Linked DNA regions of Homo sapiens: regions 1, 2, 4 and 5 are each linked to region 3. A link is a loop called in an ENCODE intact Hi-C map of the cell type or tissue named here. Cell type or tissue: PC-9. All regions are shown on one strand. Each heading gives the region's core, and the rest is flanking DNA. Links, peaks and the distances in the headings are about the cores only. Region 1 overlaps UVRAG (UV radiation resistance associated). Region 2 overlaps LOC105369395 (a long non-coding RNA gene). Region 3 has its middle 54 kb from the start of WNT11. Region 4 overlaps UVRAG (UV radiation resistance associated). Region 5 overlaps DGAT2 (diacylglycerol O-acyltransferase 2).

Region 1 (4,000 bases), core at 1-4,000, 120 kb after region 3:
TATTCCCCCAAATTACCTACTGCAAACTCTCTGGCTTGATATAATTACCCTCATTCTCCCATTCTTTGCTTACCAAAAAATTCAAACATACAAGAATTAAAGAAAAGAACAGAGCTACTTTCATGCAACACCAATAAAATAAAGCTTTATTAAATTCAATGATTACTTCATATCAGAACACAAAGCATCTATGCTGTCCTATGATAAATAATAATGGACTGCAAATAGTCCATGAACTACTGGCACGCTCACTGATGTGTTGGGAGTCCTGTTGAGAAACACTGATTTCACATATATTAATAATGTAACAGTATTGAATGTGGGACATACCCCACTATTAACTAAATATATTATTCCTCTGTCCAGTCCCCCCAGCCCCTGCAAGCATTACACTGGACTCTATTTTTATTTGAGTATACCGAAAACTAGAAAAGCAGTAAGTTCAGGTTGGGGTCACATGTCAGAGTCATCTGGTTTTCTTTCTTATCCCACTGTCCCATTACATTACTGTATTTTAATTTAGTTGGTTACAGAAAGCTGAGATGACAGTAATACTAGAGAAGACTTCCTCATCCAGATAATAACATCAGCACTATAAAAGCACACTTCATTAAAAACAACACACACAACAATATACCTCCAAGTGTCAGTGATGAAATAGCTGCACAATTTCTCTTGACTCATTTTCCACATTTCTCCTCTCTCAGCGGAATGCCTAATCTTCACAAGGTGTTCATTTCCTGTCTCACCCAGCAGCCACCTTCTGCATTTTTATTTTGTTGATCTTTACTGCCTGAATTTCCATGGGGATTCCTTATTTTAAAACATGTTCTTTGCTCACACCCCTGAACATAACCCCATCAGTGCTGATGCCTGTGCCTTGGATTACAACAGCACAGAAGTTAATAGCTTGCCACAGTCCCAAGGGACTCTATGAAATAATGATTGTCCTGGCCAGAGCATCCAGAGTTAAAACAATGGGTCACAGAGTAGAGTGTCAGATTACCTAATAGAATTTGCAAAAACTGAATGTTCCTTTTACTCTCCTAATTCAAGAAATATTTATTGAGTGTCTACAAAATACAAGCCTCTCTGCAAGTCAGGGAAGTCTGACACCAAGTAAGATGCAGTTTCTACCCTGAAAATATTTCAGACAAGGATAAATAACTCAAATACACTACCTGCATCATTGAGTTGGGCTGTTATTAAATTAAAGTACATATAAAGAACTTCATTTCTGTGATACTATATAGAGAGAATAGTTCACAGGAATCCAAAAGAATTACAGTTTACCAAACTATGGGAAATCAAGAAAGAGCTTACGATGAAAGTTTTGATAATAAGGGAGGGCTTCATGTACAAGCACAGTTTTGATGCTAGAGATGGCTAGGGAGGGCATTCCAGACAAATAGAATAGCATGGACAATGAGTATCAAGGTAGGAAATACTGTGATGTGTTTGGAAAACAACCAATTGTTCAGTCTGACTGAAGCATAGGTTACGAACTGGGAAGGAACCTGGGGATATGACTAAAAAAGTAAATAGTGGGCCAGGGTGAGAACTATTTAGTTTGAAAATGCTCTGCATTCCTTGTAAGAATAAGGGCTTCAGCATTCACTAACCCGTATCTTCCAAGGCACACATGCTTACGTGACTACTTAGCAGACTGTAGACAGTTAACTCTCGGCCTATTTGAAGTACAGACATACACTGGATATATTGTGGGTTTGGTCCCAAACCACTGCAGAAAAGTTAGTATCTTGGCCGGGTGTTGTGGCTCACAGCTGTAATCCCAGCATTTTGGGAGGGTGAGAGAGAAGTATCGCTTGATGCCAGGAGTTTGAGATCAGCCTGGTCAACATAGCGGCACCCTTTCTCTACAAATAAAAATAAAAATAAATAAAGTGAGTATCTCAATAAAGAGTGACTCATACAGTTTTTTTTTTGTTTCCCAGTATATATGAAAATAGCATTATGTTTTAAAAATATCTTTGAACATGTGTTCATGGAAAAAATTAAAGAAAATACAAAATATATAGTTTAAAACAACGTACGTATCTTAGTTTAAAAACATATTATTGCTAAAAAATGCTAATGATCATCTGAGCCTTCAGAGAGTCATAATGTTTTTGCTGGTGGAGGGTCTTGCCTACTTGGCAATAGCTATTGACTAATCAGGGTGGTGGTTGCTGAAGGTTGGAGTGGCTGTGACAATTTCTTAAAATAAGACAATGAAGTTTTTGGCATCAATTGACTTTGCCTTTCATGTAGCATGCAATGCTGTTTGATAGCATTTACCCACAGTAGAACTTCTTTTACAATTGGAGTCAATCCTTCCTCTCAAACCCTGCCACTTCCTTGTCAACTAAGTTTATGTAACATTCTAAATCCTTTTTTTACATCATCTTCACTAGAATTAGGTTCCATCTCAAGGAACCACTTTCTTTGCTCATCCATAAGATGCAACTCCTCATTGTTAAACTTTTATCATGAAATAGTTATTTCTTCCACTGAAGTCTTGAACCCTTCAAAATCATCCATGAGGGTTGGAATCAACTTCTTCCAAACTTCTGTTAATGCTGATATTTTTATCTCCTCCCATGAATCATGAATATTCTGAATCGCATTTAGAATGGTGAATACTGTCCAGAAAGTTTTCCATTGATTTTGCCCAGATCCATCAGAGGAATCACTATGTATGGCAGCTACAGTCTTATGAAATGTGATGAAATGTGTTTCTTAAATAAGAAGACTTAAAAGTCATCCATGGGTTGCGGAATGGATACTATGTTAGCAGGCATGAAGACAACTTCCATTCAGCACTTGTGGGTAACCAGGTGTGTTTTCAATGAACAGTAATATTTTGAAAGGAATATTTTTTTCTGAGCCGTAGGTCTCAACAGGGGCCTTAAAATATTCAATAAACCATGTTGTAAACAGATGTGCTGTCATATAGGATTTGATGTTACATTTATAGAACACAGAGTATAGTTAGCATCATTCTTAAGGGCCCCAGGATTTTCAGAATGGTCACTGAGCATTAGCTTAAAGTTAGCAGCTGTATTAGCCCCTAATAAAAGAGTCAGCTTTTCCTTTGAATCTTTGCAGTCAGGCATTGACTTCTCCTTTCCAGCTATCGAAGTCCTAGATGGCATTTTCTTCCAACAGAAGGCTATTTTTGTCTACCTTGAAAATCTGTTGTTTAGTGTAGCCACCTGCATCAATACTCTTAGCTAGATCTTCTGGATAACTTGCTGCAGCTTCTCTATCAGCACTTCCTGCTTCACCTTGTACTTCTGTGTTCTAGGGATGGCTTCTTTCCTTAAACCTCATTAACCAACCTCTGTAGCTTCCAACTTTTCTCCTGCAGCTTCCTCATTTCTCTCAGATTTCAAGTAACTGAAGAAAGTTAGGTCGTTGCTCTGGATTAGGCTTTGGCTTATGGGAATGTTGCGGCTGGTTTGACTTTTTTATCCAGACCACTAAAACTCTATCCATATCAGCAATAAGTCTTTTCACTTTCTTATCATTTGTATGTTCACTGGAGTAGCACTTTTAATTTCTTTCAAGGACTTTTCCTTTGAATTTACAACTTGGCTCTTTCACACAAGAGGCCTAGCTTTCAGCCCATCTCAGCTTTTCACATTCTTTCCTCATTAAGCTCAATCATTCCTAGCTTTTAATTTAAAATGAGATATTGGAACTCTTCCTTTCACTTGAACACTTAGAGGCCATTATAGGGCTATATTAATTGGTCTAGTTTCAATAATGTTGTGTCTCAGGGACTATGGAGGTTTGAGGAGAGGGAGAGAGATGGGGGAAGAGCTGGTCAGTGGAGCAGTCAGAACACACACAACATTGATTAAGTCTGCCATCTTATATTGGTGTGGTTTGTATTGTCCCAAAATAATTACAACAATAACATGAAAGATCATTGATTATAGGTCACCACAATAGATATAATAATAATGAAAAGCTTGAAATATTGTGAAAGTTAATA
Region 2 (6,328 bases), core at 1,192-5,191, 170 kb before region 3:
TAACAACTGTCCCCGTGATTCTTGTGGTCACCTAAGAGTGAGATGCCCTCGGCCTACTGGGATGCTGAAGGACGCTGTGAGCAGCGGGGGCCCAGGAATCAGCACTGCCTTTCTTAGCTCTGGCCATGGGACCACCTCAGTTTTCTGCCTGAGAAGTGGGCAGAGTCGAGACTCCGAGGGTGCCACGCCCCGGCTGCCACCCCGCCAGCACAGGCGAGCGCCACACCTGCGTCTCTCCCAGGCTCCCTCCCTTCTCCGTCCCGCCCGCCCGGGTGGAAGGAAACAGCTGGGGGCTCTTCTTTTCCAGGCTGCGGTCGCCTCCTCTTCGGTTGCGGACGGGCCGAGGTTGGGGGCTCGGGCCGCTTTCCGCACGCGCCGACCCCCGCCGGGGACCGCAGGGGACCCGAGTGCGCGGGGCTTCCCGCCCGCCGGGCAGCCTCCCCCACCCCGCCTGCCCCGCCGGCAGCCCACAAATATTCCCGAGGCCCGGAGGGGGCAGAAAACGCCTTTCCAGCGCGTCTTCTGGCCCCGGCCCACCTTTCTGCGCGCGGAACCCTTCGAGGAGAGGCCTGGACACCCGTCAGTACCGCGCCCCCAAACCCTCGCCCTGCGCAGCCCGAGGGCGCAAGCGTGGGCCTTGTGGGGCGGGCATGGGCAGGGCAGGCAGACACAGACCCAGGGTGGGAGCTGGGGGAGGGCACCCCACTCAATCCGGGGCTCAGGGAAGGCGTCCTGGAGGGATTTCAGCTAAGCTCTGAAAGATGAACGGATATGATGGACAGAGGGAACAGAATATGCAAAGACCAACAGGGGGGCAGTTGGAGAAATTCCAAATACTGTGTGTTGTTGAAACGCTGAATTCAAGGTGTAGTGGCTCAAGATGGGGCTGGAGAGAGTGGGGAGAGCCAGTCCCGAGCAGGTCCTTGGCAAACCATGCTGGAGGATGGGCGACTCTGAGGGATTGTAAGCAGGACCCTGACTGGCCAGTCATTTGCTTTCCGGGAAGGCCACTCTGGCTGGTGTCGGGGGGGGGCGGGGGGGGACTGGGGGAGTGGCAGGGGATGGGTGAGGAGGCTGTAGGCAGAAGTCACAGTGCCTGCACCCAGGTGACGGGAGTGGGAATGTCTCCCTCCTGCCAACCCTCCTCCTTCCTCGTTAGTCCAGCTTGGACCCTCTTCCAAGGCCTCTCTCAGTGCCCCACTCACCACCTCCAGGAAGTCTTCCCTGCTCCCTCAGGGTCTCAGAACGCCAAAGCCTGTATCTGGTTATTTGCTGCCTTGTCTTTGGAATTAATTTGTGTGCGTCAGCCTTCAAGGGAGCCGAGCATGGTGATCAAGGCCACCCGAGAACCCCAGTTCTACTGCAGACATGTGACCTGGGAAAGTCTTTCATTCACTCTGAGCCTCACTTTATTCCTCTGTAAAATGGGGAGAATGATCCCTCCACTGAAGGATTCTATACGCCTGGCATTTGATGTATGCTTAGTGAGTGAGCTTTTTCTCCATTAGAGTTGGTCAGCCTGGAAACCAGACAAGGGCCCTTTGAGTGTCTCCCGAAACTTCTCTAGGGCTTTTAGATAGAAGTAACCGGATAGCAGCGATCTTAAGGCCGAGGATTGGAATACCGGAGTCCCTGTGTGACTTCAGGCAAGTCAGGGCCCCACTCTGGATAACAAAGGGGCAGGCAGGAGGACCCCTACAGTCCCCACTGCTGCTCTTTTAGGCATTCCCTTTCTGGCGGAGTTCCTTGGGTTTCCTTGGGAGGCAGAGGCACCTGGAAGACCAACCCAGAGCTGAAGATCTAAAATGACAGATTGGCAGGGTCCTGGCTTGGAGCAGCTGCAGCAGGTATCCAGGCATGGGAGCAGGCATCTTGGGCACAACAGGATCAGATGATTGTGAGCAAAGCCACGGGATTTGGGTAGGTCCCAGATGAAGGAGCCATGAGTAGTGTCAGCACACCCTTCTCTTTGCCCAGATGAAAGTCCAGTGAGCCACCCATGGTTATGTGGCAAGCTCATGGGAAGGCATTTTGGCTGACAGGAAGAGCAGGAACAAAGTGGTCAAGACTCCCATGTTCAACACAGGTGACTTAAGTCTATAATGAGGTAAAGCACGGGAAAACATCTAGTCTAATGGCACATAGTAGATGCTTAATAAATGCAAATGTATTGAACACCAGACCTTATGCTGAGAAGCAATGGGTCACACACAGTCTCTTCCCTTGAGCTCAGAGCCTGGGGAGGGCAAGAGATGGGTACAGAAACATTCCTGGCCTATGCAGGGATAAAGGACAGCACAGGAACTATGGGGACCCAGAGGAAGATGGGATTGAACTTTTATCGAGAGCAGGCTGTGTGCCCAGTAGTGAACTTGGGGAGAAAGGTATATTGAGGAAGGCAACTCATGGAGGAGGTGACTTTGCACTGGCACTTTTTGTTTTGTTTGAGATGGAGTCTTGCTCTGTTGCCCAGGGTGGAGTGCAGTGGCACCATATCGGCTCACTGCAATCTCCACCTCCCAGTTTACGCAATTCTTTTGCTCAACCTCAGAGCAGCTGGGACTACAGGCATGTGCCACCACCCCTGGCTAATTTTTGTTGTTTTAGTAGAGACAGGGTTTCACCATGTTGACCAGGCTGGTCTCGAACTCCTGGCCTCAAGTGATCCACCCTCCTCGGCCTCCCAAAGTGCTGGAATTACAGGTGTGAGCCACCACGCCTGGCCTGCACTGGTTTTTAAGCCAAGAAGGCAGAGAAAGTTATTTCAAGCAGAGGCAAGAATATATATCGGGGGCCAGGCGCAGTGGCTCACGCCTGTTACCCCAGCACTTTGGGAGGCCGAGGTGGGTGGATCACGAGGTTAGGAGTTCGAGACCAGCCTGACCAACATGGTGAAACCTCGTCTCTACTAAAAATACAAAAATTAGCTGGGCGTGGTGAGGTGTGCCCGTAATCCCAGCTACTCGGGAGGCTGAGGCAGGAGAATTGCTTGAACCTGGGAGGTGGAGGTTGCAGTGAGCTGAGATCACATCATTGCACTCCAGCCTGGGCGACAGAGCAAGACTCTGTTTCAACACAAAAAAAAAGAATATATATTGGTCGGTGCAAAAGTAATTGTGGTTTTTGCTGTTGACTAAAGGCAAAAATTGCAATTTTGCACCAACCTAATACAAAGCCACAAGACTGGGGAAAGTATGGAACGTTTAAGGAGCTGGTGAGTATTTTGCTGTATAGGAAATGGGGCATCAGAGGTCAGCAGAGGCCCGGATGGGAAGAGCCTTGAATGCCAACTAAGGAGCAAGCATGGACTCCAAGGGCAGTGAGGAACCATGAAAGGTTTCTGAGCAAGAGAATGATGTGGTCAGAATCCATTACAGAAGGAAGCATCTTGCATTCATCGAGCCATCTGGAGAGACCTGGGGGTGGCGGGGAGGGAACTGGGCCAGTGGGCCCAGGTAGGAACTCTTAGCTGTGCTTCAGTCCACTGGGATTTATTTAGGTCAGAGCCGGGCTCCTGGGACTGGTGGCCTCTTCCCACATGGACAGTAGGTGGCGCTGCAGCTCTGTGTATGCAGCCTCCAGGGCGCTGCTACCTGCCCTCACCTAAGTGGGTCAGACCCCTTGTCCCACTTGGCCCTGGGGCTTGGGCCCCATCTCCAGGGATGAGGCTTGGAGGGGTAGGGTGGGGATGGGCTTTGCTCCTCCTCCTCCAGAAGCAGGGAAGGCCACTTGCTTTACAGAGCCACAGGATGTGTGAGTAGAGAGGGCCTCCAGGGATTTTCTGGCCCATGTCCTATTTCACATGTAGGTAAACTGAGGCCCCCAAGGGGGAGGGGCTTGCCTGAGTCACTGAATGGGTTAGTAGCTCAGGGGTGGTTCCAGTGCCTGATGTGGGAGTTCATCCCATCCCTTCCCTCTCCTAAATCCCTCCCGTTTGCCTCCTCTTGCCCTCCCCATTGCCCCCTCTCCTCTCGGTTCCCACCATCTACCTGGCCTGGACCACTGTCCCAGCCTCCTCACAGATGGCTGTGTTGTCTCTTCCATGCCTGCCCATACCTTTCCCCACCCCATCCATCCCCCACCCAGCCCAGGGATTTTCCCTCACACACAGATCCAGCGATCACCACCCCCACTCCGTTAAACCCTTCCCTGCCCCCCATCATCCCTAAATGCTGCTTAGCAGATGCAGATCTGCTCTGGGCTCCCAGGCCCCTGCTCACCCTGGCCGTCATGACTTATCCATGCCGATCCTAATGTCGCACTCTTTCTCACCTTCCATGACTCAGTGGGGTCCTCCAAGGTATGGGGGCTTAGGTGCCCCTTCTGGGCTGCCACAGCTGTGACCACACTGTGTGACTGAGGGTCCCTGCACCCATCTTCTCTGCTGAATCACCCAGAGCGCCTTCAGGGTGGGGACTCTGGCACCTGATTCACATTGCTCCCCGTGGCACGGGGCTTGGCCCCCATGGGAGCTTTGTGCTGTCCTTTTGGATGAATGACTGAATGACAGGTGCACTCTGAGAGCATCCTTACCAGATCACGGTACACCGCAATGGGCCAGGCACCGTGCTGGTACTTCCATGCACAGCCTCGAAATCCTAACAACAGCTTGGTGGGGTCACACTGGAATTACTAACTCTGTTTTGCAGAAGAGAGTGAAGCACAGAGAGGAGAGGTGACTTGCCTAAAGTCACACAGCAAGAGAGTGATAGAAACCAGGCTCATCAGGCTGCCTGGCATAGCAAGGCCACAGGCAGCTAAAGGGATGGGCTCAGCATGGTGAGACTGCTCCCAGGAGCTACAGGGCAGCAGCGGCCAAATCTCCCAGGGTCTGAGCAAAGCTAATGTGGAGCTATCAGGAGGCCACTCAGGTGCCTGCGCCCTCAAGAAGTCAGGTTCCCTCCCTGTTTTAGAGCATGGGAAGTCTCCAGTTGTTCCAAGTCAGGCAGGGACCTGGGCAGACTTGAGTACCAGAAGCACTTCTGTGGCTGCTGTGAGGTAGAGACCAGCAGCTGGAGGCCAGCCAAGAGGCCGACCCAGTGATCCAGGGAGAGGCAAGGCCCAGTGGGGCAAGCAGCACATGGTCTGGGATCAGGCCCGGCCAAAATGTTAATACCAAGGCCTTTCAAGGGGCCCTGTGGTCAGTAGGCTGGGTGCCTGGAAGCAAGAAGTAAGCAGTGATGGGCTGCCCATGAAGATAGGTGGGCAGAATGTGGTAACGAGCTGGGTGCAGTGGCTCATGCCTGTAATCCCAGCACTTTGGGAGGCTGAGGTGGGCGGATCGCTTAAGCCCAGGAGTTGGAGACCAGCCTGGCCAACATGGCAAAACCCCATCTCTACTAAAAATGCAAAATTTACCTGGGAGCAGTGGCATGCACCTGTAGTCCCAGCTACTGAGGTGGGAGGATTGCTTGAGCCTGGCGGGTCGAGGCTGCAGTGAGCCAAGATTGCACCACTACACTCCACCTTGGGTGACAGAGTAACTCTGCCTCAGAAAAAAACAAAACAAAACAAAAAACCATGGTAACAAACTGCAAATATTTGTTGCAGAAAAACCCAGGAGCATGGAAGGGCAAACGCAGAGGCCAGCAGAGTGGACTCAGGATTCTAGGTCACTGTACCAATGATGGGAGTGTCCTCAACTTGCTGCATGACCTTGATCTTATCCCTGTTCCTCTCTAGGCATCAATAAGGGAAATTTTAGCCTGAAGTCCCCCAAGGGGCCTCTGTATTTGGGTGCCCAGTTTTGATGCTACATAGAAGTCAAAGGTAGAAGGGCCCTTGGTGTCTCAGGCTCAGAAAGGGTTGGGCCTGCCCACATCCCACAACGAACACAGGCCCAGAACCAAGAACTCCTGAAAAGTCTGACTTGGTTACGGCACAAAGCACACTCCCTCCTGTTCTTCCAAGGCAAGTGTTCAGATCCTTTAGGGAGCCCTTTGGTGGTCATTTGGTGCAGCCTCTTTGGCTGGGCAGCTGCAGCTTCTTCTTCTTTTTTTTTTTTTTTTGAAACAGAGTCTCGCTCTGTCGCCCAGACTGGAGTGCAGTGGTGCGATCTCGGCTCACTGCAATCTCCGCCTCCCAGGTTCAAGCAGTTCTCCGCCTCAGCCTCCCAAGCAACTGTGATTACAGGCACCTGCCACCACGCCTGGCTAATTTTTGTATTTTTAGTAGAGATGGGGTTTCGCCATGTTGGCCAGGCTGGTCTTCAACTCCTAACCTCGTGATCCACCCGCCTCAGCCTCCCAAAGTGCTGGGATTACAGGCTTGAGCCACTGCGCCTGGCCCATCTTTTTTTTCTTTTGAGACAGAGTCTTGCTCTATCACC
Region 3 (6,328 bases), core at 918-4,917:
TGCTGCCATGATTCTTACCTCTTCTCTTTGCCATTTTTCAAGAGTAAACTTTTTTTCCGGCTTTTGTCTTTCTAAGACACTTTCCAGGGGCTTTACATACTTTTTTTTTTTTTTAATACTTTGTCTAGATTCCATAATTGCTATCTGCAGGACAATTCATGCAGCCACGTCATACCACTGCCATTACAGGAAGTTTCTCCCACTGCACTCTTTTGAAAACCTAGGCTGGCCACAGGCGGTGGCTCACACCTGCAATTCCAACACTTTTGGAGGTTGAGGCAAGTGGATCACTTGAAGTCAGGAGTTTGAGACCAGTCTGGCCAACATGGTGAAACCCCGTCTCTACTAAAAATACAAAAATTAGCTGGGTGTGGTGGCACGTGCCCTGTAATCCCAGCTACTGGGGAGGCTGAGGCAGGAGAATCACTTGAACCTGGGAGGCGGAGGTTGCAGTGAGCTGAGATGGTGCCACTGCACTCCAGCCTGGGCGACGAAGCAACACTCCGTCTCAAAAAAAAAAAAAGAAAAGAAAACCTATGCTAGAGCATGTCACTCTCCATGCTGACAGCCCTTCCAAAGTTTCCCATTGCACTGAAGATCAAGTAAAAATTCCCTAGTGAGGCCTACAACACCATACAATAAATAATGTAGGGATTATTTCAAGGTTAAAAATTCCTGTAGAGACCCCCTAAGGTTGAAACCTGATTTTTCTTTGTAATATCGCCTAAAGAAGTCTGTGCCAAGGTGGGATCTTTTCCTTCTCCCCCTCTTTCCTGAAGCCTGGCACACACTGAACCCAGAAGTCAGAGGGGGCATTTGGGAATGCAGCCGTGGTGGAGTGAGAGACAGAAACACTTTGGGCACAGTGAGGCCAGGAGGGACCCCACTTGGCGCTGCAAATGGTCAGAGTCTGTCTGGTGGATGCGCTGCCAACAGGAGCCACAGCCCCTTCCACAGCCTGGACCCTCCAGGGGCTGAAGAAAAGAAAAGAAAAGGTTGAACTCAAAGAGGGAGGGAAACCCAGGGGTTAAAGGCATCAGGGGAAATAGTTCAGGGGCCAGAGAGTCTAGAGGAGAGGGCCTAGCCACAAAGGGCACCCAAGGATCTAGAAGGAAGACCCAGGTTGGGGACGGGTGAAGCCAGCCCTCCCAGGGCTTCCCACCTCCTCTCATAGGGTGGGCAGCTATGGCACAACCCTGAAATAAAGACTGTTTCCATGTCCTCCTGGGTCCTGTTTTTTCCGGGTGGTGTGGAGGACGGATGATGAATTGCAAGGAAGAATTATTATAGACTGTTCCATTCTTCCATTTTCACTCTCGAGAACATTTTACAAACTAAAAACTAAATATAAACTAAGGTCTATAGCTCTCCCACAACCATTAAACCAAAACAAGTTTACAAATTAAAACCACACAAAACTACTAAGCCAATTAAATTCATATTAGCAATATTAACGTGGTGGATGATATTTTGCTGAAACTAAATCACTGTCTATCCTGTGACCCTGGCAATCCTGCCACATGCCACACTGCCAGTTCCTCAGCCTTTAACATGCCCACACTACAGGTCAATGACAACTTATTTCTCTCCCTCCGAATCTCTAGGGCTCCTTTGTCTGGGCTGCAGGCCCCAACATCCCTGGGACTTCACTCAGCAGGAATGCTTCGTGCGTCCAGTCGCCTGCTCTGTCCCTGCTCTGTGGCAGTGAGAGCAGCAGCCGAGGCTGGGGTGTTAGTCATTCCTTTGACTCCTTCACCAATTCCCCCATTTACTGCCTCCAGGGCAGAGTGGATACAGCCCAGAACGATAAAGGGAGTTGAAATGCTGCCTGTCTGGAAAGCCAAGCTTTCCCCACAAGGCCAGGCTTTGTTGAGCAAGGAGAGGATGTGTGACTTCTGACCAGACAGAGCCTGGAGGACTTTGAATGTACAACCATCAAAACAAGCAAACAAACAAAAGCCATAGAGGAGAGAAAAATACACGCTGGTGATGATGTAGGAGTCTTCTCACCTTTGAAAGAGGAAGTGAAGGTGTGAACAGCTGCAGTGGGGGCTATTTGGAAGGCAGGAAGCCCAAAGTCAAAAGATTCGTGGAGCTGGAGAGAAGCACTTCCTCTCCGGTCCCTGTCCCCTTCTGGGTTCTAAATGGGAAACAGGGACCTGACTGCCCAAGGCCTGCCAGGAAGAGCCAGGCAAGCCTTCATAGAAGTCCTCCGTGTTCCTCAGGGTGCAGGACAGCCAACCAGCAGAGTAGAGAAGTCCATGCAGGTGGCCTGATCTCAGCAGTGAGGGAAAGTGGGCTAGGTGGCTGAGCCCCAAGGGAGCCGAGTGGGCCTTGCCCTGGGGCACAGGGTCCCAGGGTGAGAACCAAGGAAGGGCCTCTGCAGTGGGGCCGGCCCCTGACACCCAGATGAGCCACACCACGGGCAGGTCAGGAGACACTTGCCTGAAGCCTGGTCCCTGGGGCCAGAAGGGGTGAGGTCAGGAAATTTGGGGAATTTGAGCATTTACCCCCTAGGGGATAATCTTTAACTAGAGATGAATGAGTTGCCTTGAAGTGGTCAGATAAGCGTTTTGCTGCCAGCGGCCAAAACAGGTTCGGGTGAGGACAGTTACGGGGAAATAAAGTGATATTTCTGCACATTAGGGTTGTGGCTGTAAATTACACCCCATCACATGCGGTGGCTTCCTTGTGCCAGCAGGATGGGCCGGGACTAAAGCTGAGTCTATGGAGGCAGCCAGAGGGGTCAGGATGCACTTTGAAAAAAAAAAAAAAAATCACCAGGCAGTTTTGGGCGTTTGGGAGGGGGTGAAGTAGTGAAAAAAAAAATCATCAACGCTGAAATACAAAATACAATCATCAGGAAACACCCTGGGTAGGAGGGGCGCCGTCTGTAGATCCCTTGAGGAACTCGGACCACCGCCCGCGCCTCCTCCGCGCGGTGGCCCATCGCCCAGCTCCAGCCTCTGAATCCTTCACAGGAGCCGTGCTCTTCTCTACTCCAAGCCCCTGCACAGGCTCTTCGCTCGGCCTGGCATGGGCTGTGTCTGGGTTCAGGTCTCAGTTTACAGCTCACTTACCCGAGGCTTGCCTGAGATCTTTCCTGGTCGCCCGTGGTTTCCCCAAAGCGCCACTCCATGGCTGTTCAGCCAGTGCCGACCGACAGGGGGAGCCCAGTCAACGTGAGAGGCAGGAAGGAATGGCGGGAACGGGGCCCGCAGGGCTGAGGTCAGGCAGAGACGTGACTCAAAGGTCCTGATTTCAAGTCCTAGCTCTGTCACTTTTTAGCTCTGTGAACTTAGCCAAGACTAACTTCTCCGGGTCCCAACTGCTTCCTCTGTAAAATGGACACTCAACACACCAAGACGAATCTATCCAGTTTTCCTGAGCACAAGCTGTGCCTTAAAATCCCGCGCCTGCCCCGTGGGAGCTCATGGGCTACTGAAGGTGACAGATAGGGAAACATACACGTAGGGACATGTAGGAAGGGCTGTGCTGGAAGCACACACAGGTAGTGGGGGAACACAAAGGAGGGAGAGTGGGTGGGTGGAGAGTGGGGAAGACGTCAGAGAGGACTTCAAAGAGGAGAAGAGGGTAGCTGAGCTCTGGCATACAGGTGGACAGAGGTTTGCTGTGGGTTAGGGGGGAAGATTCTAGGCAGAGACATCATGGCGGCAAAGGCCCCAGGGCTGCAGGAGCAGGGCGTTCTGGGAATGGCAAGTGCATCCACCTGGCTGGAGGGCAGGGTGTGTGCCACAAGGCACAGCGGACTCCAGTCACCTGTCATCCATCATCCATAGCCAATCTTGTTTCCTCCACACCCCATTCACACCCTATCCCCAATCCCAGACAGATGCATCTCATCTGTAAATATTTCTCTATGCATCTAAGCAACAAAGACTTAAAAAACCAAAACCACAATGCTATTATCACACCTAAACAAATAACAAGTCCTTCATATCATATTTAGTCAGTGCTTCCATTTTGATTGTCCCTTAATTTCTTTTTTTCAGTTTGTTTAGTTTACAGGAACCAAGCACGGTTCATAATGGGATTGATTTATATGTCTCTTGAGTCTCTTGTTAATAGGTTTTCCCTTCTTCTATGTATTTTTTCTTTCAATATATTTATTGGAGAAACCAGGTGGCTCGTCCTGCGGGGTTTCCAACCGTCTGGATTTTTCTGATTGCATTTTCCTGGTGTTAAAGGCTCATCTGCCCTTTGAATTTCCCATAAACTGGTAGTTAGATCCAGAGCAGTACCACCCAATAGTAAATCATGTGAGCCACAAGTGCAAGTCACATATGTAATTTTAGATTTTCAGGTAGTAACATTTTAAAAAGCAAAAAGAAATGGATGAAATTAATTGTATCTTACTTAACTCAATATATTCAAAATATTATCATTCTAACGTCATCAATATAAAAATTAATACAAAAGAATTTACATTCTTTTTTGTACAAAGTCTCTGCAGTTCAGTGTGGATTGTGTTCATAGCACATCTCAATGTGGATTAGCCACTGTTCAATGACTTCAGAACTCCATGTGGCTGGTGTCTGCTGTCTTTGGACAGCACGGATAGATGCTTCATTATATTCAGGGTCAAACTTATGCCAAGGCTATTTCAAAGGTGTGTGCTTTTCCATCAGGAGGCATCAGGTGTCTGGTTGCCTGCCTTTCTGTGCCATTGATGAGCATTGTCTTAGACGTGCTCATTATTTAGGAGTTGCGAAGAGCTGACAGCCTAATTCTATGATCCCTTCTGAATCTTTTTACTTGGAATATTTATATAAGAGAAACTTCCCTTCACCAACTATCCAGTTAACTAGTGTGTACAATGCATATAGCAAAGGTAAGTAAATGTTGCTTTCTTTTATGTAACAGTTCTCATAGGGTGAGAGCTGTGTTTAGGACAGGTCAGGTGCTTGCCATGTGGAGAGTGGGCTAGAGGGCACAAGAGTAGCTGAAGAGCGCCTGGGGAGGAGGTGATTATAATCCAGGCATGCTGAACTCAGGGGCAGCAAACCACCCCTTCCCATAAACCTCAGGAATCTCCTTCAAAAGGCCCAAGAAGCTCCAAGCCACCTTCATGGTGCCCCTTCTGCCCTGGCCTGTACCCTGGAATAGTCACTCCAGTCAGGCCCCCATCCCAGGCTGTCCCTCTTCAGGGGCCAGGCGGGAAATTCGCCTGCAGCCTCCCACCCATGCAGATGGACAGCTCAGCCCACTCCTGCCCGGCCACCCTTCCTTGCTGTCCTCACCATGCCCTGGGGCTCCCCCTTCTCCCCTGTCACCCCAAATTTTCTCTGGGGCCTTGCTCCTTTCATTGTCCCGTCTTCTTCCTGAACCTTTGCCTTCTCCCTGCTACTGGCTCCATCCCACTCGCATTTACAGGAAATCTTCCTTCGGTCTCACAGTCCCCTCCAACTCCCACCCATATTTTTCTCCAGCACTTTATAGCTAAACTCGCAAGAGTTGTCTACACTCACTGTCTCTACTTCCCCACTGTGCACGCCCACTGCCCCTTGCTTCCTTGCTGCTCCCCAACCCTGAAACAGCTCCCATGGAGGTCACCAAGGGCTTCAGGCTGTGCCTGCCCTCACCTCCCATGGCTCCTGGGTCTTTGGCCCTGTTGACCCTTCCCCATCTCCATGGTTTCTGTCCTGTGTCTAGTCCCACAGTCTTCCACGCTCAGCCTTGGGGGAAGCTCCTTGGGCCTCTGTTCTGGCCGCTCTTCTGCTAACCCTGTGCACAGATCCCCCTCCTTCCCCCCACCCAGCCATATCCCCTGCCCCCGGCCCTCAGACACAGGCTCAGTCCTCCCCTCCCCAACTACCTGCCTTACACCCAGCTCCAGCGCAGCTCTGTGCCCTCTGTACTTTCCTGTCTCAGCCACAGGCCTGGCAGCTTCCTGAGGGCAGGCACTGTGTCTGCCTTGTGCATTTCTCACCCTGGAGCCTAGTCCAGCGCTTGGTGTGCAGTGTGCAGTCAGTAACCATTAAACGCACGAGTAATGCAGGTTCCCAGCAACGCCTTTGTTCTTGCTTCTTACCCTGGCTGGTAGCCCTGGCCCCGTTTCACCCCCTCGACCTGCCTGTCAGACACAGCTAAGGGGAGTCCTCAAAGAAGCACCTCCTGCCCCTCTTACCCCCGCCCCTTTTATGCCTGTGAGTCATTATGTACACGGCCGACCTCATGGACTTTTGACAGTTATATCGCATTTCCGGCAGTTATAAATACACATTTTTCCCCCTTAAAGTTGCTCCACACCCCATAGCACAATGCTGTGAGGTGCTCAGTTTTTCCACTCCCTGCACAGAGATGTCCC
Region 4 (4,000 bases), core at 1-4,000, 260 kb after region 3:
TTTATAATAAAGCAAGCAGCTATTATAAACAGTCCCTGAGGATTTTCCCAGTCTTTCTTTGTTCTATTTTGTAAGGCAGGGGAAAGGAAAACCAAACAGAATATGCATAGGAATGGACTTTTTAAATGATTTTTTTTCCAACTTTTCCTTGATAATGTACTAAAAGACCTGGGCAGAAATACACCATATCCAGCTCTTTGTTATTAAAATATTGGCTTTACTTGGGACAGTTAATCCCTACTTCTGAATGATGTTCTGCTTGCGTACTGTTTGGGACGTGCTTTGGAAACAAGTTAGTATCCATTAGTATGACTAGCAAGAGGAAATAACCACCTATTTAATTTCTCAGTTCTACAAAGTTAACTACATGGAAATCTCTTAACTTCTCTGGGTTTCAGCATCTTCATCCTGAAAATGAAAATACTACTACTTGCCCCCCTAAGACGCTATAAGTTAAAGGAGATGTCGCTAACAGTATATAATCACAGTGAAATTAAATGATGGAAGAAACCTCAAACAAAAATTAAATGATGAAAATCTTCTATCACATCACCTCTTCACAGGTGACGTAGTATAACGAAGAAAGTGCACGTCTATAAAGAGGGAGAGATGTGTTCTGATCCAGGTTCTGCCACAACTCATCCTAACATCTTGGCCATTCATTTTTATTCCATAAGTACTTACTATATACCTATTAGATGCCTGCTACTGAGCCTGGTATTACAAAGTTAAAATACAGTTTGTACCTTCTAGAAAGAGAGAGAGATAGACAATTCAAAAAACTACAATAAACTCAAGAGCTACTAACAGAGGTATGTCAAAAGGGCTTCAGGAGCAAAGAGAAAGGGGCAATTCATTGTACAGAAATGATTAAGTCACGGAATGAAAGGAAGTCACTTTGCCCCTCTGTGACTCAATTTCTTTTAAGCAAATAATGATAAATTGGCCCTACCTTCCTCTAAGGTTGTTATAAGGCTGGAATAAATGAATTACAGACAAAACTCTAAAGATTAAAGAGCTATGGGCCAGGCGCAGTGGCTCACGCCTGTAATCCCAGCACTTTGGGAGGCCGAGGCGGGTGGATCACGAGGTCAGGAGTTCAAGACCAGCCTGGACAAGATGCTGAAACCCCATCTCTACTAAAAACACAAAAAAATTAGCCGGGCGTGGTGGCAGGCCCCTGTAATCCCAGCCACTCGGGAGGCTGAGAGAGAGAATTGCTTGAACCCAGGAGGCGGAGCTTGCAGTGAGCCGAGATCGCGCCACTGCACTCCAGCCTGGGTGACAGAACGAGACTTGTCCAAAAAAAAAAAAAAAAAATTAAAGAGCTATGAAGGTAAGTATATAGATATATAGAGATAAATAAATTATAGCAGCTGGTAGCTCATGCCTGTAATCCCAGCACTTTGGGAAGCCGAGGTGGGCAGATCACTTGAGGTCAGGAGTTCGAGACCAGCCTGGACAACATGGTGAAACCCCATCTCTACTAAAAATACAAAAATTAGCTGGGTGTGGTGGCGGATGCCTATAATCCCAGCTACTCGGGAGGCTGAAGCAGGTAACCGATTGAACCTGGGAGGCAGAGGTTGCAGTGAGCCGAGATCATGCCACTGCACTCCAGCCTGGGTGACAGAATGAGATGCCATCTCAAAAATAATAATAATAAATAAAATAAATTATAGCTATGTCTAAGTTATCATCTGTAGCATAGAGCTAACTTGCCATGTCAAGTTCAATAAATCATGAGCCCCCTGAACGTCAGTTTTTCCATCTACAAAATAAGAGTGTTGGGCTAGATAACTAATATTCCCTGCGGTGTTATCCAGCTAATTAGGATTTTCTTACTTTTGAGATGAGGAACCTAAAACTGAGAGAAGTTAAGTGATTTGCTAAGCAACACAGTACCAGAACAAATTGAAAAATATAAAATAAGGAGTTTTCATTTGTTCAGGCTTTCAAAACAGATCCTGAAACTTTTTATACCTAAATCTTCAATCTCAGCCTATGTACTCGAGACGATCAAGTTATATGGTTATTTTTGTGAAATTCATCACCAAATTGCTATTTCAATATCTTGGGTTTCTTTCATCCACAAAGATTTGCTCCTTTTGACTTGGATTCTATGCCTGCTCTAATTTTTTCCATTAAAGTGAGAAAGTATTGCCATCTACTGGACTCTAAAGATATTACCGCTGTAGCTTCTAGTCAGAAAAATGAAATTCTTACTTGTATCTCTATGTATCTATATACTTACCTTCACAGCTCTTTAATCTTTAGAGATTTGTCTATAAGTAATTTCACTCCAGCCTTATAACAACTGGTCTAATGCTTTTGCACCTTATCAATAGCACAAAAGTTGGAGTAATTATGCCAATATGAGTTACATAAAAATAAATACCAAAAGTTGAGGCTGGAGGTAACCCAGGGTGGAACAAATATCATCTACTCAAGATTTTTATTCTCAATGATTGCTGTGATAGCCCTAAACACAGCAAGCATTCACCTTCATTCACTAACAAAGTTTTACTGAGAGCCTACTACATACCAGGCACTGTGCTAGAGATATAGTGTTAATACAATGGTAAGCATTAGAGATGTAATTCCTCTTATCATAGGATTTAGAGCCTAGTGAGTAGAAGTTTCCATTTACTGGAGTAATAGTTGTCAGGAGTGCCTATAATTAAACTTATATCAATCTGACTCCAATATCCATATTCCTAACGACTAGGACTGTGCATTCATAAAAAGCAGCTGTCAGCAGTCCCACAAAAGACGAGTGGTCACCAAAATGAAATAAAGGCAAAGATAATCTTACCTGTATACATTAAAGGCAAAATCCTGAATAGGGATCTGAAAGATTTCCAGCTTACTGACTCAACAGCTTTTTATTTATCATCCTCCCCTAATCACCATCATAGCGGTTAAACCCACCTAGAAAACCCCTGTAGAAATCTCTAAAGGTCACCCAGCCTTATTCACCAACCTCCACACCAACTTCAAGGTATAACAAAGCTCCTCTTTGCTTCCCAATAGTCACCAAACATTAAAACCTCTTCCTGAAGTGCTCTTCAAATTATTTAAGGTTCTGCTATAACTTACCTGCATTATCTGCAAGATGCAAACAAATGACACCAAAAACAATTTTTCAAACTAAACTCATTTGTAAACTGCATGTCTTCTGGAATATATACTGTCTTATCTCCTCAACAAAGAAAATAAATTTTGAATCCATGTCTTATACTTTTGTATCCCACAGTACCTAGTTTAATAATAGGCTTGTAGTAGGCGCTTGACATTTTTTGCCAGGAAAAAAAATCATGAATCACTTTTACAACTAAGACAAAAATTTGCATCATCACTTATTCAACTTCTCTTTTGTCTGAATTGCTATTAAATACTTAAGATTGCAGTATCTGGCCAGGTGTGGTGGCTCACGCCTGTAATCCCAACACTTCGGGAGGCCAAGGTAGGAGGATCATTTGAGCCCAGAAGTTCAAGACCATCCTGGGCAACACAGTGAGACCTCATCTCTATTTTTTTTTCCTTTAAAAAAAAAAAAACAGAGTGCCACATTTGTATGCCAAATAAAGACCATTTTGCTACATACGCTTAACCAGAATATATCACTCCCTAACAATGCCAGAAGAGGTTACTGAACAAAGGATTAAAATCCAGTATTTATTTTAATGAAAAATTTTTCAGTGTATTAGGTAGTGTCCAACACACTCCTGGAAGTGAAAATGAACTACTTAGCCATTGTATTCTATAGTTAAGAGATTTTGGTTCCTAAAAACTCAACAGAAAGATGTAAAGCCTTTGGGAGAAGCAGATAAACAAAGAGGGAAAAGTTATGAACAGATAAGTAATTTCAGCTTTTAGATCCATAGTGCCTGAAGACATATTAAGATAATGTAGACAGAGGGAGTATTAACATCAACAAAATCATCAGCAATAATAATAAAACTGTTTCTGGTCACAGCTAATGTAAAAAAGAAGAATG
Region 5 (6,328 bases), core at 1,047-5,046, 350 kb after region 3:
GTTATGTCCACAACATACTCTCAAATAATTTAGGAAAAAAATTATTTATATTGTACTTGAAAATTTTTATGAGATTGTTTCTAAAAAAATATTTAAAAATCGTGTAATGTTCATTGTAATCTATTTCACGGAAACAAAATGAAAATTATTTATTTTACTTTTATCCTAATATTTTGCTCATAAAGCTTAGATTCATTTGTTTATTTAAGAACAGTAGGGGCCAGGTGCGGTGGCTCACGCCTGTAATCCCAGCACTTTGGGAGGCCGAGGCAGGCAGATTGCCTGAGGTTGGGAGTTCGAGACCAGCCTGACCAACATGGAGAAACCCTGTCTCTGCTAAAAATACAAAATTAGCCAGGTGTAGTGGCGTGTGCCTGTAATCCTAGCTACTCGGGAGGCTGAAGCAGGAGAATCACTTGAACCCGGGAGGTGGAAGTTGTGCTGAGCCAAGATCACACCATTGCACTCCAGCATGGGCAACGAGAGCGAAACTCTGTCTCAAAAAAAAAAAAACCAAAAAAAACAGTAGGGCAGACTTTATTCAAGAGGGGCTACCACAGTGGAGTTCTGTAGCAGGAGAGAGAGATCAGGCTCAACTCCCTAAAGCTTAGATTTTAAAAAACAATAATTTATTGAGTGCTTGGATTGTGCCAGGCATTGTTACAAGCAGTTTTTGTGTATCGACACAACAGTGCTATGAGATTAGAAAGTGAAGGCAGTCACATGTTCTGAGTTTCGAGCTGGGATTCTAAAGCAGTCTAACTCCAGTGTTGTTAATCCTACATTTTACTGCCTCTAATGAAATAGTGTTACTGCATATATTTTCAATACATTTATATAGCGAAGTCATACTTTCTTGGAATATATTTTTATATCATATACATTGAATGAAAAGATATACTGTTCATGTTTAATAGAAGAAAAATACTTTGACATATTAGTTTTCATCAAAAGTAAATATAAATCTCAAAAATCATTTGATACTTCAGAGAAGAAACTTTTTAAGATGTATGTTAGTGTGATTTAATGATACATAAAAAACATAAGAAATAAAATGTGTATGTATGATTTAAAAAATTAGATGAAAATATATGAAACAAAACTCCCTAAACGGAAAGTGGTAAAAAATATTTTGAAAAAGAGTTTGCAAGGAAGGGAAACAGGAATATGAAAAAGAAGTTTGAAATAAATATATGAAGCATGCGTTTGCTGTAAAAATGGTGGTGGAAGCAGGGGGTCGGGGAAGTCTCCACTTTTCTCCTCCTCATAATCCCATTATAACTCTTTAAATGGGAAAATATTCCACCCTCTCAGAAGTACTAGGGAAGAGTGTCTTCCAAACTTGCAGTCCACCCCATGGAAACAAAAGTGAAATATTTGATTTGTGAGAAGACTAGAGGTTGTCATCCTCTGGTCCAACTTCTCTATCAGGTGGTATAAATATATTAAAGTCACTGTATTAGTTTAAGACACAAACTGGGTGGCTTAAAACAGAAATTTATTCTCTCACAGTTCTGGAGTCCAGAAGTCCAAAATCAAAGGCTGTGCTCTCTTAGAAGGCTCGAGGAGAGAATCCTTCAATGCCCCTTCCAGATTCTGGTGGCTCCAGGTGTTCCTTGCCTTATGCCTACACAACTCCCAATCTCTGCCTCTATTTTTTTTTTTTTTTTTTTTTTTTGAGACAGAGTATTGCTCTGTTGCCCGGGCTGGAGTGCAGTGGCATAATCTCCACTCACTGCAACCTCCACCTCCCGGGTTCAAACATTCTTTTTTTTTTTCTTTTTTAGACGGACTTTCGCTCTCGTTGCCCAGGCTGGCGTGCAATGGCGTGATCTTGGCTCACTGCAACCTCCAAGGTTCAAGCGGGTTCAAGCGATTCTCCTGCCTCAGCCTCCCGAGTAGCTGGGATTACAGGCATGCACCACCACCCCAGCTAATTTTGTATTTTTTAGTAGAGACGGGGTTTCTCCATGTTGGTCAGGCTGGTCTGGAACTCTCGACCTTAGGTGATCTGCCCACCTCAGCCTCCCAAAGTGCTGGGATTACAGGCGTAAGCCACTGCGCCCAGCTGGATTCAAACAATTCTTGTGCCTCAGCCTCCCAAGTAGCTGGGACTACAGGTGTGCACCACCACACCTGGCTAATTTTTGTATTTTTAGTAGAGACGGGGCTTTGTCATGTTGGCCAGGCTGGTCTCACTACATTGCCCAGGCTGGTCTCGAACTCCTGGGATTGAGCAATTCTCCTGCCTCGGCCTCCCAAAGCGTTGGGATTGTAGCGATGAGCCACTGCGCCTGGCCTGTTCTTCTAAGAACACCTATCATTGAATTTGGGTCCCACCTAGATATTCAGTATTACCTCATCTTGAAATCTTTAACTTAATTTTATCTGCAAAGGCCCTTTTTTCCAAATAAGACTACATTCACAGGTTCAAGGAATTAGGATGTGGACATATTGTGTGGGCCACTATTCAACCCACTACACCATTCTTATATGGCCTGCCCCTCTTTTCTCTCAAGCTACCCTGTCCAAATGATGGAGAAATTAAGATGTTAATCTTAATTTGTATTAATCTGGACTAAAGTGTCAACCAACCACTAAGAAAATAACTCAAAAATATACAGAAACAAGAAGATAATTAAAATAGTATATTAGAAAACAGTTGTCTAACACACAAGAAGGCAGTAATGGAAAGAGTGAGGAATAAAAAAATAAGACACACAGAAAACAAATAGCAAAATGACAGATGTAAATCCCACCTTATAATTATATTAAATGTAAAGAGACTAAACAATCATATGGCAAAGAGTAGAAATGTGGATATAAAAAATATCCAACACTATTATGTCTACAACGCACTTTATATTCAAAGACACAAATAAGTTGAAAGGGAAAGGATAGAAAAGACATGTCATGCAAATAGGAACAAAAGAGTGTTGGGGTCGCTGTACCAATGTAGGTTATACACAGTAAACTTAGAGACAGAAACTGTTACTACAAAGAGCAGCATTTTATAATGATAAAGCGTGGATTCATCAGGAAGACATAACATAAACATGTTATAAACACGCATGCAGGTAACGGCAGAGTCCCAAAACACATGAAGCAAGAACTGACAGAACTGGAGGGAGACATCAATCAATAACAACAGTTGGAGAATTCAATACCCTGCTCTGAATAATGGATAGAACAATTAGGCAGAAGACCAACAAAGAAAGAGGATATTTGAACAACGTGATAAGCCAATTTGACCTAATAAATATCTTTATCTGTGAAACACCCTAGCTTTTAGCCTGGGTAAGGAGCTGGAGAGATGTGAAAATGTGGAAAGCAAGCCTAAGTCGCAGTGTGGCCTATGCCTGAGAGCCATCTTCAGTGCCCCCTTGTGGCTGTATCTGGGAACCACAGACAGAATCATGGAACTGACCATCTTCAGTCTCAAAGTGCTGCCCTCACCACTACACCCAGGGGCAGGTGGTCTTCGGGGGAAAGGCGGTTCCAGTTCCTTCTCCCAAGGTAACAACTCCCATCCCAAGGCAATGTTCACAGAACCTATCAGAGTCCCCCCTGCCCTATGCACAGCTTAAGACCAGGGTGGTCTCAGCTCTGATCAGGCCACTGAGGGCATCTGTCTGAGATTTGGGACCCAGTTATTGTCCCTGTTCTTCTTAGGCAGATGGCGGAGTTCCCCAGTACACAGAAGGTGCTCACTCTTCACAAAAAGCAGTGCTTGAGAATAACAGCCTACCTTGGTGGAGTAGCTTCGTTAGGGCCAGGGCTTGACTTGAAGCCAGAGACTGAGGTTGCAGTCCAGCCTTGGGTCAGCCTCAGGCTGGGGCTGGGGTGATGCTGAGACCCTCACCAGAAAAAAGGCCTTTACCCCATCCGAAAGGAAATGGCTATCCTCTGACCTGAGCACTCTAGCCTGAGGCCTGCCTGGCGCTAGAAGCCAGCCTCTGTTGTCCCCTCCCAGCACTCCTCCCACTGCTCTGCCTTTCTGCCCACATAGAAACTCTGGAGACACCAGCTCCCCACCCTTCCAAGCTAAGCCCCACTGCTGTCTCTGCCTCCTCCATCTTTCAAACCGGCAATGTTTTTCCAATCAGGCCTCCCTATCCTTCCCCTACTGCTCTGCCCTTCACTGCCTTCCTTTCCTGGCGACTCTCAGCCGCCCTTCAAGGCCCAGCTCAGGCGTTCTTTCCTCAGTGACGCACCCCCGGGCAGGCTGGGGCTTCTGGCACAGCTCTGGCCACCCTGCGTATCTTCAGCTGTTCCCAATGTTTGTCTCTGCTCCCAAGTAGCTCTCTCACAGTTTCTGGCACAGAGGAGTTGGCCCTGAGGGGGATGAACAGCAAGGACAGGCAGGACAGTTCTGGCAGTAAGGAAGTTAGAACAAGGTCCTTTGGTCTCGGCTAGGAAGGGTTCCCAGGTGCTTAGTACTCACTGAACAGAAAGGAATTAGAAAAGAGGTGGCATCTTGTAATCGCTAGGGTGACAGCAGGCCAGGCCTCTGCCTTTTTGGTAGAGCTGAGGCCAGGGGCAGGGAACACAGCTTGAGTGACCCATAAGGAGCCTTCCAGCTCAGCCACCCAAGGGCCCCCCAGCTGGACAGGAGCCCTTTACCACATGGTAGGCATCATGTCAAGTGGCTCCCAATGACCCCTGCCCCCTGGCATCCATTCCCTGGTGTAATCCCCTCCCGTCCAGTGGGAGCTGGACCGAGCAATGTTCATTTAATGAACAGAATATGGCAAAAGTGACAGGATATCACTTCCCAGGTTAGGTTATAAGGGCCTGGGACTTCCGTCTTGCTCGCACACTTCACTCCACTCACTGGCTCTTCTTGCTAAGTAAGCTGGTGTGCCGTGAGCTACCCCATGGAAAGGCCCATGTGGCAAGGAACTGAAAGTGGCCTCTGTCAACAGCCAGTGAGGAAGTCAATCCTGCGAACAACTGCAGGAACGGCCTTGGGAGTGGATCCTTCCTCAGCCCGGCTCCAAGACAACTGCAGCCCTGTGAGAAACCCTGAGTGGAGGACCAAGCCAAGCCTCAAATCGTGACTTGGAACTGGGAGACAACAGATGCTGTTGGAAGCCACTGAGCTCTGAAGTAGTTTGTTACACAGTGACAGGTAACTTACACACCATGGCAGGGTCATGTGGGCCAAAGGTGCAAGGGGCTAGAGGGCTCAGAGGGCAGCCAGCTGGGGACCCAGTCTTCCCCAGGTGTCAGCAGCAGATGCAGATGCAGCCCCAGCAATAACTCATAGAGGATTCTCACTTTCATTTATTTTCAAGGCATATACAAAAGTCTGACATGGTGCAATGATCTCATCAAGAGATAACAGAACACACAGGAGAGGGTTGGGTTTCCTCCCCGGCCCAACCCCCTCAGGAAGGCACAGAAAAGTGAGGCTTGGGTTCGGGGGCCACCTGCTTTGGAACTAATCTGCTGCTCAGAAGGCCAGGCCCCTTCTGAAGAGGGATCTCTTCCTCACATCCAGAATCTAGGATCTGGGGAAGGTAAACTGAGGCCACCAGTAAGCATGTGCTCCAGGCCAAGGCTGAGTCTGTGCTGCATCCATGTCATCAGCCACCCAAGAAAAACCAGTTACTCCACCTAGCTCATGGTGGCGGCATCCTCCCTGCAATGGTGCATGGGGGGCAGTCCTTTCCCCTGCAGGGTGTCATTGCCACCCCCATCCTCATCCTGGAGGCCAGTCCAGGCTCCGATATGAGTGACTAGGGGTGAGGTAGGGGTGGCAGAAGGGAGATCAAACTGGAGCATTCCAGATGCCTACTACTGCCCTCACACAACGGGGCAACTGTGCTCTCCAACTCCTCCCCTTGGCAGAGAAACTGGTCCTGCAGTTTCAGGACTAGACGAGCGTGGGGTAGTGGCAATAAAGGGGCTTGTATGAGAAGTGGCTTTCGCCTCTCATCCCTAGGGGCAAAAAGTGAATCATCTAACTGGTCCAAGTCACTAATGGCAATCCTTCTTCCCCAAGAAGACTGAGTTTCCTTTGTCACTTCAGGAAGGGAAGAAGAGAGGTTAGCTGAGCCACCCAGATTAGGCCCAGATTTAGCCACCACCTAGAACAGGGCAAGCTGGAAGTGAAAGAACTTGAAATACTGACTTTTTCCTTCTTAAAAAAGACCTAACATTGTAATGGTTTAGCAAAATTGTTATAATTTCTTTTAAATAACCCACAGACACCCATGACACTTCCAAATTTACAGAGCAAAAAAGTGATTTGCAGCTGGTTCCTCCAGGGAATTGGCCCCGAAGGCTGGCTCAGTTCACCTCCAGGACCTCAGTCTCCGGGAGG

Evidence for each region. Hi-C counts contacts between places; a loop is a spot of excess contacts. Peaks named below come from ENCODE experiments on the same cell type or tissue, not always from the same donor. Only the 100,000 strongest peaks of a DNase experiment are listed, where the experiment ranks them.
Region 1: it touches region 3 in a loop (2.8-fold over the local background); 3 of 110 quality-filtered maps call a loop at or near these places.
Region 2: it touches region 3 in a loop (6-fold over the local background); 16 of 110 quality-filtered maps call a loop at or near these places.
Region 4: a loop joins it to region 3, with 15 times the contacts of the local background. A loop is called at or near these places in 106 of 110 quality-filtered maps.
Region 5: a loop joins it to region 3, with 11 times the contacts of the local background. A loop is called at or near these places in 66 of 110 quality-filtered maps.

The regions. Positions count from the first base shown.
Region 1 is chr11:76,028,095-76,032,094 of GRCh38, reverse strand. All of the region lies in intron 12 of UVRAG (UV radiation resistance associated), which reads right to left. Among named protein-coding and RNA genes, the nearest start is that of WNT11, 180 kb to the left of the region's middle. In PC-9, for the core only: no CTCF peak of the experiment used is centred there; a DNase peak (open chromatin) is centred at 1,544; H3K27ac peaks cover 2,684 bases.
Region 2 is chr11:76,316,187-76,322,514 of GRCh38, reverse strand. LOC105369395 (a long non-coding RNA gene) reads right to left here. Exons shown (of 5, transcript XR_950333.3): 5 at 1,856-2,035. Among named protein-coding and RNA genes, the nearest start is that of THAP12, 62 kb to the left of the region's middle. RefSeq lists an enhancer at 3,387-3,446. In PC-9, for the core only: CTCF peaks have their summits at 3,353 and 3,561 (motif pointing right); a DNase peak (open chromatin) is centred at 3,544.
Region 3 is chr11:76,149,187-76,155,514 of GRCh38, reverse strand. No RefSeq gene overlaps it. Among named protein-coding and RNA genes, the nearest start is that of WNT11, 54 kb to the left of the region's middle. RefSeq lists enhancers at 1,977-2,036, 2,937-3,026, 2,678-3,558. In PC-9, for the core only: a CTCF peak has its summit at 3,158 (motif pointing right); DNase peaks (open chromatin) are centred at 1,834, 2,524 and 3,834; H3K4me3 peaks cover 368 bases; H3K27ac peaks cover 2,509 bases.
Region 4 is chr11:75,895,192-75,899,191 of GRCh38, reverse strand. All of the region lies in intron 5 of UVRAG (UV radiation resistance associated), which reads right to left. Among named protein-coding and RNA genes, the nearest start is that of UVRAG, 82 kb to the right of the region's middle. In PC-9, for the core only: CTCF peaks have their summits at 1,959 and 2,162 (motif pointing left); a DNase peak (open chromatin) is centred at 2,151.
Region 5 is chr11:75,800,475-75,806,802 of GRCh38, reverse strand. It overlaps DGAT2 (diacylglycerol O-acyltransferase 2), which reads right to left. Exons shown (of 8, transcript NM_032564.5): 8 at 5,269-6,328. The coding sequence ends at 6,295. Among named protein-coding and RNA genes, the nearest start is that of UVRAG-DT, 11 kb to the left of the region's middle. In PC-9, for the core only: a CTCF peak has its summit at 3,413 (motif pointing left); a DNase peak (open chromatin) is centred at 3,361.